3 separate regions of the Homo sapiens genome follow, and all the other regions are linked to region 1. A link is a contact called in ENCODE Hi-C or POLR2A ChIA-PET data. All regions are on one chromosome and are shown on one strand. Each heading gives the region's core, a stretch centred on a gene start or an enhancer-like site at or near the end of the contact. The rest is flanking DNA. Distances are from core to core; before and after follow the strand shown.

Evidence for each region. A loop is a pair of places that touch in the nucleus more often than their neighbours do. ChIA-PET counts read pairs that join two places held with the same protein, here RNA polymerase II (POLR2A). Pooled maps may share reads with other maps.
Region 2: a pooled map shows a loop between it and region 1 (12-fold over the local background). The contact joins the promoter of NAIF1 here to the promoter of DOLK in region 1. A Hi-C loop is called at or near these places in 1 of 37 single-sample maps with no recorded cell type and 7 of 50 pooled maps. POLR2A ChIA-PET finds 5 or more read pairs at or near these places in 1 of 52 experiments (activated T-cell).
Region 3: a pooled map shows a loop between it and region 1 (9-fold over the local background). The contact joins the promoter of PTGES2-DT here to the promoter of DOLK in region 1. A Hi-C loop is called at or near these places in 8 of 50 pooled maps. POLR2A ChIA-PET finds 5 or more read pairs at or near these places in 3 of 52 experiments (GM10248, activated CD4-positive, alpha-beta T cell and naive thymus-derived CD4-positive, alpha-beta T cell).

The regions. Positions count from the first base shown.
Region 1 is chr9:128,945,457-128,949,864 of GRCh38, forward strand. It overlaps DOLK (dolichol kinase), which reads right to left and starts at 2,147. Exons shown (of 1, transcript NM_014908.4): 1 at 74-2,147. The coding sequence starts at 1,847. The coding sequence ends at 231. NUP188 (nucleoporin 188) reads left to right here and starts at 2,243. Exons shown (of 44, transcript NM_015354.3): 1 at 2,243-2,295; 2 at 3,733-3,787. The coding sequence starts at 2,264. RefSeq lists enhancers at 907-1,469, 1,470-2,031, 1,893-1,962, 2,032-2,593, 2,313-2,362.
Region 2 is chr9:128,064,875-128,069,282 of GRCh38, forward strand. It overlaps NAIF1 (nuclear apoptosis inducing factor 1), which reads right to left and starts at 2,446. Exons shown (of 2, transcript NM_197956.4): 1 at 1,717-2,446. The coding sequence starts at 2,227. It overlaps SLC25A25 (solute carrier family 25 member 25), which reads left to right and starts at 3,358. Exons shown (of 11, transcript NM_001330988.2): 1 at 3,358-3,706. The coding sequence starts at 3,446. RefSeq lists enhancers at 2,305-2,634, 4,385-4,408 and a silencer at 3,085-3,654.
Region 3 is chr9:128,127,279-128,131,686 of GRCh38, forward strand. PTGES2-DT (PTGES2 divergent transcript) reads left to right here and starts at 1,251. Exons shown (of 1, transcript NR_024425.1): 1 at 1,251-3,356. PTGES2 (prostaglandin E synthase 2) reads right to left here and starts at 451. Exons shown (of 7, transcript NM_025072.7): 1 at 161-451. The coding sequence starts at 439. RefSeq lists enhancers at 1-51, 692-811 and silencers at 192-481, 1,122-1,321, 1,352-1,461.

The sequences.
Region 1 (4,408 bases), core at 897-3,396:
TCCAACCTGGGCAACAAGAGCAAAACTGTCTCAAAAAAAAATAAAAAAAAAAATATATCAGCAAAACTAGAACTAGGAGAGCTTTGCTTTTTATTTTAAATCTGAATCAACTGAAAAATCAAATCTGCTTTTCACACCTTGGCTCTTCATGCCCAAGTAGCTGTCTGCTGTGGGGACTGTTCACCCTCCCCATGTCTGTTTCCTCCGTCACTGCTGCTGCACTGTAACAGCTAGGCCATCAGCAATATCAGGAGGTAGAGAGGCAGAAGGAGATTGTCTATCTGTGTAGTGTATGCTTCCAGGAGGGACACAGTGCTGATGGACCCCAAAATCCAAGCATAACTGTAGTTTAGGTCCACTCCACTGTCAAAGATTAAGATCAGAGCTACAGAAATGATCTGCGCAAATATAGATGTCATGGTCCCCTCAAAAGTCTTTTTGGTTCCAGGCCAGCGGATCTCCCCCATGGTGCTACCGAAGATGGAGGCCACAGTATCACCCACACCCACAGCCAGGACACCGGCATAGGGGACGAGGGCCCTGGCTCCTCCCAGGCTACCCTTCTGTGTGCAGGGTCTGGGGATCAGCCAGATGGGAAGAGACATGCCCAGGAGCAGGTAGATGTGTGTCAGAATGAGTGGTCCACTGTCTCGTTCATCCAGAAAAAGGGACAGGAAGCTCCGTAGAGTGTGACCCAAAGGCTTGATGCGGAAGTAGCGCACATACTCCAGGAAGATGAAGACCGCCAGGCATACAGTGGCGGCTACATAGAGCAGTGGCCGGTCAAAGATGATACCTGGGATGTAGGTGGCTACCACAATGAGGTGGAAATACTTTCGGGCGATGGTGGGGGCCTGGTGCTTCTTGGACTCGGAAGATGACCGCTTGGCATTCTGGTACAGCACCACCAGGCAGGCCAAGGTGGCCAGCAGAGACCAATAGGCTAGGAGGTAGATGCGGGTGTCTGTCTGGAAGAGAAACTGAAGAAGCCAGAGCAGGGGATTCCTGCGGATGAGCCGGTGCAGCCAGGGTAGGACCACACCAAGGCTCAGCACACAGGTCATGAGGTGGAAGAAGATGGAGGAGGCCCAGGTGCCTGAGTCCATGAAGACAAACAGAGTGCTGAAGAAAATGCCCATGAGTACCATCCCTACTACCACCACCAGCAGGAAGAAGTCCACTGGGTCCCCCTGACTTTCCACCAGTGTCAGAGAGCGCTTGATGAGCTGGTTGAGGACAAAGCTAATGCCACCCAATACCAGCAGTGCCTCACCAGGGGTGAAGCAGCGGGGCAGCAGGTACAGCAGGATCATGTTGAGATAAACGAAGATCAGAAGGACTTCCAGGACTTCGATCACCTCCCCCACGCTCAACGAGTGCTTCATGATATAAATGATAACACCTCCAGCCAAGCCCAAGATGACACAAGTGTTGGTTGGCACTGGGCGAGTGATGCCGAGCGCCAACACTGATGAGAAGAGGGCCACTGCCATGCCAGTGGCTGCCACCACAATGCCAAAACGCTCAAAGAACGGGTTCCCAGCAGTCTGGCACCGCTCCTTCATGACTAGTCCAAGCAAAGGCATGACCATGGAGGCGGGCAATAGGCCACTGTTTGCGGACATTCGGAACTGGAAGACGGCGCTTCCCTGCTGTAGCAGCCGGTCCCACTTGTATTGGACGTAGAAGGCCTGCACTGCGAGGGCCACGGCGCACCACGAGTATCGGTCCCATACGGTTGCGTGGATGCTCAGCACCACTGCAAACACTACTGCCGCCTCTGCCAGCACCGATCCACTCAGCGGAGCCCCAGGCCCCGGGGCCGGAGATGGGCACTCTCGGGTCATATCTCTAGACCTGGGGCTTCACGGAGGCCGGGGCGACTACGGACGCCCTAGACTTCGGGCCCCTCAGCCCCGTCAAGCAGAGGGAGGCACTTTCACCCGGCCAGCAACCTTCTCCCTCCGTTCTCCAGCAGCGAGGAGGGAACTCCACCGCAGGTCACTTCTGCGGCCTGGGAGCTGGCGCCCGGCCACCCCCCACAGCCTCCAACCTACGGCGTAGACGTCGCCACTCTGCAGCCTTCCTCACAGTTACAGCCGCCCCCGCTGCCGGCTCCTCACCTCTTTGGGCCTCGCCATCTTGGCACCGCCCCGCGGCAACGTCACGTGACGAAATCCCCGCCCACGCTCCGGGTCCGGGGGCGAGCGGTCACGTGGGCATGGCGTCTGGGGGCGGGGTTAGGGCGAGCGGGCGCGCGAAGATGGCGGCGGCCGCCGGCGGGCCGTGTGTGAGGTGCGGAGCGGGTCGAATGGACCGGGGTGGCTGTGAAGCGCGGTGTCAAAGCCGAGCGGAAGCGGGGCGGGAATTGGAGGCGGGATGTGGCGACAGTGGCAGGGCCAACCCCGGCTGGATGGACGGGCACCGAGACGGGAGGCGGTTACGTCCAAACGGTCCCCGCGCGCGGGGATCTGAAGAGTCTTCTTCAGGAGGGGGGCCGGCTCTTCACCCCTTCCCTCCGCGCTCGGCCTCCCATCTCCTCACCCAGGGCCCTTTGCCTTCCTCCTCTCTCACCTCCGACGCGTCTCTTGGCGCCCCACCCGCGCTTCCTTCTCCGGCCGTGACGCTCCCTCGAGCCACGGGGAGCTTTGCGGTCTCCTGGGGTACCCCCCACCCACGTCCCTGCTGCAGGCTCCCAGTGTCCTGCCCCGGCGTCGAGTGCGCCCTGCTGGCTCCCCGACCTCTCCCGCGATCTGTTCTTGTTAGGATTTTGTTTCGCGTTGAGCGGAGCCACGCTTGCGGCTTCTGTCCTCTCCGCGCCTCGTATCGTTCTTTTCTTGCACTGAATCAAGTCAGCCAGCATGTCCAAATCCTCCAAGAGATTTCAGGGATTGAACTAGGCTTTAGGGACAAGAAGATGAAATATTATATACGAAAACTACAATTCTGACAAAGTGCTTTCTAGCGTCAGACCCTGGTGGAGCGCTTCCCAGGAGTTATCTCATTCAATTCTCGCAACTCCGAGAGGCGCCTTCTATTTCACAGATGACTCAGAAGTCCGGCTCAGAGCTAGCCAAGTGATAAAGAGAGCCTTCAAGCTGAAGTCTGCGTACCTCCAGTGCTATAACCAGACCACCACGCCTCCTTCTGTCTTCCACATTGCAGCTCGAAGGTCTTCGTTCTTCCCACCACCCTCCCTCAAAGTTAAACATCCCCGTCTCTTATCCTTCCCTGTGCCAGCAGTGTTTTCCCCACTTTTTTTTTTTTTTTTTTTTTTTTTTTTTTTTGAGACGGAGTCTCGCTCTGTCGCCCAGGCTGGAGTGCAATGGCACGATCTCGGCTCACTGCAAGCTCTGTCTCCCGGGTTCATGCCATTCTCCTGCCTCAGCCTCCCAAGTAGCTGGGGATACAGGCACCCGCCACAACGCCTGGCTAATTTTTTGTATTTTCAGTAGAGACAGGGTTTCACTGTGTTAGCCAGGATGGTCTCGATCTTCTGACCTCATGATCCGCCCGCCTCGACCTCCCAAAGTGCTGGGATTACAGGCATGAGCCACCGTGCCCGGCCCTAACAATATTATTATATAACAAGATTACTTTCCAAAAATTTAACAAATCGTTTTGTATATTGAGATTTTTTGCTTTTAGAGAGCAGACAAAATGGCTATGAGGCAGTGTACAAGTTTGTATGATCAGAAAGAGCAAAATTACCTCTGTTCTCTCATTTTGCAGGAGCAGTAGAGAACTGTGGACTATTCTGCTTGGAAGGTCAGCTCTGAGAGAGCTGGTAAGTGGTGGTGTTCTTGAGTGGGTTCTCTGGGTTCTTTGTGTAGCTTTTGTTACCAAAAAAAACCTTTTTTTAAATGTAGGAAGTAAACACATTTATTTATTTAGAGACAGAGTTTCGCTCTTGTTTCCCAGGCTGGAGTGCAATGGCGTGATCTCGGCTCACCGCAACCTCCGCCTCCCAGGTTCAAGCGATTCTCCTGCCTCAGCTTCTCGAGTAGCTGGGATTACAGGCATGCACCACCACGCCCGACTAATTTTGTATTTTTAGTAGAGATGGGGTTTTTCCATTTTGGTCAGGCTGGTCTCCAACTCCCGACCTTAGGTGATCTGCCCTCCTTGGCCTCCCAAATTGCTGTGATTATAGGCGTGAGCCACCACACCTGGCCTATTTATTTATTTTGAGATGGAGTTTCACTCTTGTTACCCAGGCTGGAGTGTAACAGCATGATCCCAGCTCACTGCAACCTCCGCCTCCCGAGTTCAAGCGATTTTCCTGCCACAGCCTCCCGAGTAGCTGAGATTACAGGTGCATGCCACCACACCTGGCTAATTTTTGTATTTTTAGTGGAGACAGGGTTTCACCATGTTGGCCAGGCTGGTGTTGAACTCCTGACCTCAG
Region 2 (4,408 bases), core at 1,196-3,695, 880 kb before region 1:
GCCTGTAATCCCAGCTACTTGGGAGGCTGAGGCAGCAGTGAGCCGAGATCATGCCATTGCACTCCAGCCTGGGCAACAAGAGCAAAACTCCATCTCATAAAAGAAAGAAAGAAAGAAAGGCACCCCAGAGGCTGGGTCACATGCTCTCTGTGGTACCATGCAGCAGGCATCTTGGGTGGGACTCTACACACGCTCTTTGCAGCCACATTAGTCCTACCTCCTTTGATGCTTTCTGCTTTTTTTTTTTTTTTTGAGACGGAGTTTTGCTCTTTTGCCCTGTTACCCAGGTTGGAGTTCAGTGGCACGATCTCGGCTCACTGCAACTTCTGCCTCCCAGGTTCAAGTGATTGTTGTGCCTCAGCCTCCCGAGTAGCTGGGACTACAGTCGCCCACCTCCAAGCCTGGGTAATTTTTGTATTTTTAGTAGAGACAGGGTTTCACCATATTGGCCAGGCTTGTCTCGAACTCCTGACCTCCACTGATCTGCCCACCTCAGCCTCCCAAAGTGCTGGGATTACAGGAGTGAGCCACCATGCCAGCCCTTTGATGCTTTCTTGACTTGACTTCCTAGGCCCCTATGGCGAAGCAGAAAAGGAGGTGGGAATGGGGCAGCAGTAGCTAAAGTACCCAGTCAATGTCTCCCTGTCTGTCATCATCTGGGTCAATCCGATACTTAAACATCCTTCCTGTTCCAGAACAGCATCTGACCTAGACCCGTGTTTGTCCCCCTTACCCCACCCCAGTGTATTCTTGAGAAATACGCATTGTGAGGGGATGGCACTCGCACATCCACCCAACTCCCCCAACCCCCACTGAGAATCACTGAATGATCCAGCTCACGGTCATCACAAACGAGCAGAGGTAACAGGGCACAAACTCTTCTTTGAACTAAAAAATCCAACCAAAGTTAGTTCTGTTGTCATTCCTGAGAACCACGGAAAGGATCCTGGCTGGGCTGTATGGGCCTCCGCGCATGTGGGAGAGGTCAAGCTCCTCCACCCTTCAACGCCAATGTCAGCTATGTGTCCTTATGCCACCAAGAAGCCCCCTTCCTCTTCCGGGGCCTGAGGTTTTCCCAACTGATGGCGAAGCTATTCCTATATGTGTCATCTCTGTCCTACTAGAACATAACTGGCCTGTATTTTAGACAACTTGGTAATCCCAGTGCCCAGCACAGGGTTTGGTACAGAATAAGTGCTAATGTTTGATGAATGAATGAATGAATGAATGGAGTAGATTAACACCAGGAACCATGAGGCTCCTGAGCAGCACCTGATGAAAGATCCCCCACACTGAAAACAGAATCCAGAATCGTTGTCTCACTTGGGCAGTATTATTCCCATCAATTTTTTCAACAAATATGGCCTGGCTGTCTACTACAAGCCGGGCCCTGTGAAAAGTCCTGTGGGGATACAGACACGGTCTCTTGTTTTCAAGGACCACCCAGTTCGGCAAGTGGAGGTAAGTCATGGACAAACATGGTGGCAATGCTCAGTGGCGAGCTATCCAGCACGTCAGAAGTCCAGCCCACGTGCTGAGGAAGTCCCAAAGAGAGCAAGATCACTTCTGTCTGGGTGCTGCTCTTGGAAGGCCTCATGGTCTTCCAAGACCCCCATCTGACCTCTGACCCTTGGCAGCCAACCTTCCCCAGGCCACCCCAGAGCTTGCTGGCCCTTCCCACTTATGCACGCCGCCTGGGCAGGAGAGGTCACTCACTCTGTGTCAGGGTGACCGTGGCTGCGGCTGCGGTGGCCGAGGGTCCGAGGGCCACAGGGTGGATCTCTGTGGTGCTGGGCAGGCTGATGATGGTGGCCTCGCCCAGCAGGTTGCAGATACGTTGTTGCATGGGGGTCAGCAGCACTGGGGCTACAGCTGGGCCACCGCCACCACTGCCACCGCCTGTCCCAGGCCCCCCAGCTCCGTCCTCCTCAGTGGGCCCCGGCGCCTCACCACCCTCCACGGCGGCCCGGACCTGGGCAACCTTGCGACGGACCTCGGTCTTGAGGTCAGACCACTTCTTCTTGACCTCAGGCAGCTCTCTGCGGCAGGTGGCCACGGCGTTGACCCTTCTCAGGATGCCGTGCCAGGCCGCACTCTTGGCGGCCAGGGGTACCCCGGCGTTGAAGTGGTTCACCAGCAGGTGCTTCTTCAGCTCCAGCTCCTCCACGATGATCTCCACCTCCCGCTCTGAGAAGTTCATCTTCCTTTTCTTGGCTGGGACGGCCATGGCCTCTCCCCTCCCCTCTTTTTAAAGAAATTATAATCCCCTCAAGCGCCCCAATTCCCCTTCTCTTCTTCCTCAGCCTCGCCCCTCACCCACCCCCTACAGGGGATAGGCCAGGCTTGCTCGAGGCCAAGCACTAGGCCTTTGGTAACCCCCCTCGCTACGCAAAGTGCGTAGGGCCCAGCCCCGACCGGCCCGGCCGCTGCCAGCCAGCAGCGTAATGGCTTCCTGAATCTGCCTCTTCCGCCGAGGTGTGCGGAGATCCGCCCACTTCCCCTCTTCCCGCCTCCCAGCGCTTCTCCGGGAAAACCGGCCTTCCCGGTTGGTAGCTGCTCAAATATCACGTCGATCACTGGTTCTTTCGATCTGTCGCTCAGCTAAAGAGCACGCCTGCTTACTGTAATTCGCCTGATCATTGGTCTAAAATTGTGTCCGTCGCCCAGAGGGCCCCGCCCACCTAACCTTTATTCACTTCCATTGGAAAATCATTCTGTCGTTCAATTGTCAGTATTACGACTATTAAGCCGTTAAATTCAGCTATTTTATTGGTGGTTTAGGGAGTTAGATTACCAAAACCCTGCTTCCTGAGGATACTTAGTGCTTTCGGCCGTGACCCATGGGTCAATTAACTTTTAATTCCTCCCACCGGCACAAACTCTGCCTCGCAACTGCAGTTCACAAATGCTCTCACACAAATCCTGTTTCCCACTGGAGGCTACGATCTCTCCGTACACTACCGCTCCTCCCATCCTTAAGATCCCGCAGTCTAAACAGAGTTAGTTCATCAATGGAAACTGGACACGGGGCCTTCCGCCTGCCAATCACATTACTCATGCCTATCGCTGCGTGATTTTCTCTCTCTTGGCCCCCGGCTCAGCCAATCCCCGCCTCCCTCAGTTTGAATCGGCCCCAGGCGGAGCCGGGTGACCCCGCCCACCCCATTGATCCGGGTAGTCCGTGGCGCGTGGGCTGTCCTTAGACAGGCTCCGCCCCTCCCTCCTCCCCATCCGAGCCTGTGACTGGCCTTCGGTGCGCCCGGGCGTGGCCGGCGAAGCGGGGCGCGGAGGGGCGGGGCTCCCGGAAGCCGCCCCTTCCGCCAGCTTGCCGGCGTCTCCGAGCCCGCGCTCCCAGCTGCAGAGCGCCTGGCTTGCCTCCCGCGCGGTCACCGCCGGCCCGCCGCCCCCGCTCCCGCCCGCGCCCGGAGCCCCTGCCTCGCGCCCGATGGTGAGCAGTGTGTTGTGCCGCTGTGTGGCCTCCCCGCCGCCGGACGCCGCCGCCACCGCCGCCTCTTCGTCTGCCTCATCGCCGGCGTCCGTGGGGGACCCCTGCGGCGGCGCTATCTGCGGGGGCCCGGACCACCGGCTGCGCCTGTGGAGACTCTTTCAGACGCTCGACGTCAACCGGGACGGCGGCCTGTGTGTCAACGACCTGGCGGTGGGGCTGCGGCGCCTGGGACTGCACCGCACCGAGGGCGAGCTCCAGGTAGGCTGCGCGCGTCCTCAGCACTGGCGGGGAGGGAGCCCCTCGAGGGCCGGGTGACAGGTCTCGGGGGACGGCCCCTTGGGCTGGGCGGAACCCCCACTGTCCAGAGGAAGGGTGCCCCCTGACTCACTGAGGGACACCCCACTTATGCCCTGGTGGGAGCGGGGCTCCTTCCTGACTTCTTTGGGTGCTTGAGCCGGGTTCTTCGTGGACACAGGTGGGCATCCTATGGGCTTTCTGATGGGCGAAAAGCCCTTTCTTGCCCAGAGTAGAAGGCCAGGTCTCAGGAGTGTGCCTTTGTCACCTCCTGACCTCAAGGCCAAGCTGGACGCTCCCTTCACCCAAGGATGGGTTCATCCATCAGTCCCCAGCAGCACCCCCTCCTTTCCCTCTCGTTTCCATGCCAGCCGTGGGCCCTGATCTGGTTCCTCTCAGGAACATGTGGGAGTTGAAAAAAAAATTGGTATTGGGGTTTCAGGCTGATCCGTGTGGACGTTGGCGGCGAAGACTGACAGTTCTCATGGTTTAGGCTCATCTCCATTGCCCTGTTTATCCAGAAAATGGGATCGTGATCCCCGCGGGGTTGGAGTGTGGACGGAGTGAAAGAATCCGGGGGAAATTTTTTTTCTAAAAGTCAAAGCGAGATTGTTACTATTGTGGGCTCTTGGCCGAGGTGTGGGCATAGGGGCGCAGAGAAATGGT
Region 3 (4,408 bases), core at 1-2,500, 820 kb before region 1:
CTATTTTACACAAAAGAATACAGAGGGTTCGGAGACTTCAGACCAAGTCACTCGCCCAAGGTCACAAGCAGGCAGAGGCAACTCCTGACCCTGCGGGTTCCCAGGAGTCCCGAGTTCGGCGCTGATCAGCATCCCCATCCCCGGCCGGGCCAGGCCTTACCTGCGCGGCTGAGCGCTCTGCGTGGAGGTCCTGGGCGCGCAGGTGCCACCGCGCCGTGTGGTACAGCCCCAGGGCTCCCCCCAGGGCCAGCGCCGCAGCTCCCAGCAGCCGCGGGCTCCCCTTACGAGCTGCAGCCACGGGGCTCGGGCCGCCCGCCGCCCCCGCGAAGCCAGCCCGGCTCTGCGTGGGTAGCAGCGGCTGGGGGCGGCCTCCCAGCCTCCAGGCCAAGGCGCACCCACCAGGCCACAGCGCCCGCACCACCCGCGCAGCCGGGTCCATGTTCGCTCCGCCGGCGCCGCGGGCGGGCGCGCGAAACGAAGACGCCGAGGCACGCGCGGCGTTTAAAGGGCCAGGACTCTGGCGCCCCGCGGGTTGGCCGGGGTGAGGGCGACGCTAAGGGAACCCTCAGCGCTCTCGGGACTGGGCGTGTGCCCGGCGCCCAAGTTCGAAACGCCCGCCAGAGCCGCAGAGGCCCGCTCGGGAACGTTTGCAGACCGTTCCATGCTTCCGCCTCCAAAGGCTCTTGGGTAGTGACCCGGCCGACTGCAGGGGGGCGAACGTCTCCTCGCCCCACCTTGACCGCCTAAAGGGCGGCGTGGCCGTCTGTAACACGTACTTGCCCACCTCTCTTACGGGCGCCCATTCAAAACAACTCCAGCCCTTCCTAGAGTCAGTACAGGCGCCGCGACTTCCGGCCACTGAAAGCCCCGGAAACGACCCGACCCGGCACCAGGTGTTGCGGTTCTCTCTGCCCTCCCGCCTCATTGTCCGCTTCCTACTGTGACCCGAACCATAAAATTTTCCCGAACCCGAAGGGGCCTTGGAAACCACGTGTCTCTGATTTCGCCCACGCGAAGCGGCCGGCCCGCCGACCCCGAGATTTCCAGGGAGAGGATGGCAAAGTGGGGTGCCAGGCTGCTCGGTCCTTCTGCTGGGCTCCCCCGCCCTAGCTGAAGCCCGGAGCCTCCACCGCATAGGCGTCTCCGCGGACAGCCCCGGGATGGCCCCGCCCGGCGCCCGAGAGGGGGCGGGACTCGCAGAGTGGGCGGGGAGAGGGGCGGGGCGAGGGGGGAGCTCTGAGTCCCGGCTCTGCTGCTCCGCCGCGTCCCACTCTTCTCGCTCCGCTTTCGCCCCGCATCTTCCACCTTCCTTCCAGTCCTTGCGGCGACCGAGCCCGCAGTGTCAGTCCCCAGCGGGGACCTGAGTATGCCGGTGAAGACGAGAGCGGAAGGCGAGGACGACGGCTTCGGGGAAGCGGGTGACCCGAGGAGACTGCTGGAGCGACCTTGGCGTTTCCGGGGGTGCCTTCCCGGGAAGGGGAATCGGGATGTTGGCTTCGAAGGGACCGAAGGGCCCACCTCGACCCGCCCCGAGTGGGTTTGGAGTTGTAGGTGCTGTCTCGGATGCAGGGCGAGCACCCGCGAGCGGGTAACCAGTCCCGTGAGAGCTGCAGGTCCCCAGCCCCGTTTTACAGATAGGGAAACTGAGGCAGCTGCTGGGACACTCGCCCATATGGGTTTTGCTCCACCCACTTCCTTCAGCCACTTTACAGACCAGGAGTTGAGGGACTGCTCGAGCTTAGAGTGTTTAGGGGTGGTTGAGGGTGACCCCCATGTTCTGTGCTCTACTCTATCCCTATCCAGGCCTTCTCCCAGCGCCACTCTCACGCTCCTGCTTGCTAGCTCCTGCTTGCTAGCTCCTGCTCCTCCCAGCTTCATCCTCCTCCTGTTTACATTAATTGCTCCTGATCTTCCACACTCTTGATTTTCCGGATTCTAACTCCATCAAAATGTAACTTGATGTGTTCAGGCCCCGGGGACACCTAGGCACTTGAGGGGGGCGGGTCCGTGTTTGGCCTGCTGGGCTTAGTAGGAGGGTCTGGCCCGGGGCGGGGAGCGCGATGCTCTGCTGGGTCAGCATCTCCAGCCACCTGGCTTTGCTGGTGTGGCCTCGCAGCCTTGCCAAATGTGAGCAGCTTACAGAGCAACCAGTTGCACGTGCTTAAGCTGCCGAGGTGACACAGGGCGCTGTAGGGTCCAGCCCCACAGGGTCGGTAGGTCTCTCCCTGTGTGCGGCGACGAGAGAGTGTAGAAATAAAGACACAAGACAAAGAGACGAGAAAAGGCAGCTGGGCCCGGGGGACCACTACCACCAATGCGCGGAGACCGGTAGTGGCCCCGAATGTCTGGCTGCACTGTTATTTATTGGATACAAGGCAGAAGGGGCAGGGTAAAGAATGTCAGTCACCTCCAATGATAGGTAAGGTCACGTGGGTCACGTGTCCACTGGACAGGGGGCCCTTCCCTGCCTGGCAGCGGAGGCAGAGAGGGAGAGGAGACAAAGAGAAAGACAGCTTACGCCATTATTTCTGCATATCAGGGACTATTAGTATTTTCACTAATTGACTACTGCTATCTGGAAGGCAGAGCCAGGTGTACAGGATGGAACATGAAGGCGGACTAGGAGCGTGACCACTGAAGCACAGCATCACAGGGAGACAGGCCTCCAGATAACTGCGGGCGAGCCTGACTGATGTCAGGCCCTCCACAAGAGGTGGAGGAGCAGAGTCTTCTCTAAACTCCCCCGGGGAAAGGGAGACCCCCACCCTCCCTTTCCCGGTCTGCTAAGTAGCAGGTGTTGTTCCTTGACACCTTTTGCTACTGCTGGACCATGATCCGCCTGGTAACGGGCGTCTTCCCAGATGCTGGCGTCACCGCTAGACCAAGGAGCCCTCTGGTGGCCCTGTGTGGGCATAACAGAAGGCTCGCACTCTTGTCTTCTGGTCACACCTCACTATGTCCCCTCAGCTCCTATCTCTGTATGGCCTGGTTTTTCCTAGGCTATGATTATAGAGCGAGGATTATCATAATATTGGAATAAAAAGTAATTGCTACAAACTAATGATTAATGATAGTCATATATAATCATATCTAAGATCTATATCTGGTATAACTATTCTTGTTTTATATTTTATTATACTGGAAGAGCTCGTGTCCTCTGTCTCTTGCCTCGGTGCCTGGGTGGCTTGCCGCCCACACACAAAAAAGATAAATGTTTGAGGTGATGAAGATCTTAATTTCCTTGATTTGATCATTACATGTTTCATACAGGTATCAAAGTATCACATGTACCCCCAAAGTATGTACAACTATGATATATCATAAATAAATGAATAAATAAATAATAAAAGACAGAAGCCTGACCATGCTATGTTCAATCCACAGCTACGCCCCTCACTGTGCACCTGATCTCCCCATCTCACGCCAGTTCCTGAGAGACAGGACAGAGAACAGGGGCAGGGCTGCCCTGCCCTAACCACTGGTCTTCAGTTAGTTATCCTGGCAATACTTCCAAGGTGCCCTGCCCTGGTGCCCCCCACACTTGAGATAGCCCCGTCCTATCCCCCCACCCTGCAGGTGGGTCTGTGCAGAGGTGAGGTCACTGCTCCAAACCTCAATGGAGGGCACTGGGGCAGGTGTGCGCCATCCGTCACTGCACCCAAGGCCGTACACCATGCAAGCAGTCCTTCTCCCTTTTCCACGTGGAGGCTTGTGCATCTGGGGACAGATTTCAGAATTTAGGATACCCTAGTCCCCTCTTCAGGGCTTTGTCACCCACCTTTCATGTCCATAAAGCAGCAGAGCTTCTGTGGCCATGTCTCAGTACGTTTGATCCAGCATCAGCAAAGAAAGCCCAGTCTTTTGAAAGCCAGTGGTTGCAGTAGGCACATCCTCTCCAAGCCTATGCTCCCCAAGGTAGAGGTTAGCTATTTCTTGCCAAGTATGAATGCTGATTTCCAATGGCCATTAGGGAATAGAACCCCCCACCCCAGGGAAGCAAAGCCACCCTCTTCCTCCTCCCCCTCACTCAGCTCCCATTATTGGCCTGCCTAAGGAGCACCTCTGGGCTCTCCTAAAAGAAGAAAAGCCACTGTGTCCTTGCAAGTCGCACCTTTGTCCCTTAGTTCCACGAAAAGCTGCTACATGCCTACAGTGTGCCAAGCACTGGGGCTCTCCCTGTGGCACCTCGTTACACGCTAGAAGGCAGGTGCTGTTCAGAAATTTCTGATGCTGTTGGTGTCCTGCACTCAAGATGCTTCCCAAAGCCAGATTCCACTCACCGGCAGCCTCGCTGGGAGCACAGAGGGTTTCCTGATGCTCACACTCCACAGAGAAACAGGTGGAGACGTGTCCATCAGGGCGAGAAGGTGGCCATTGGGAATAGGAAGGACATTCCCCCTGAGCCATG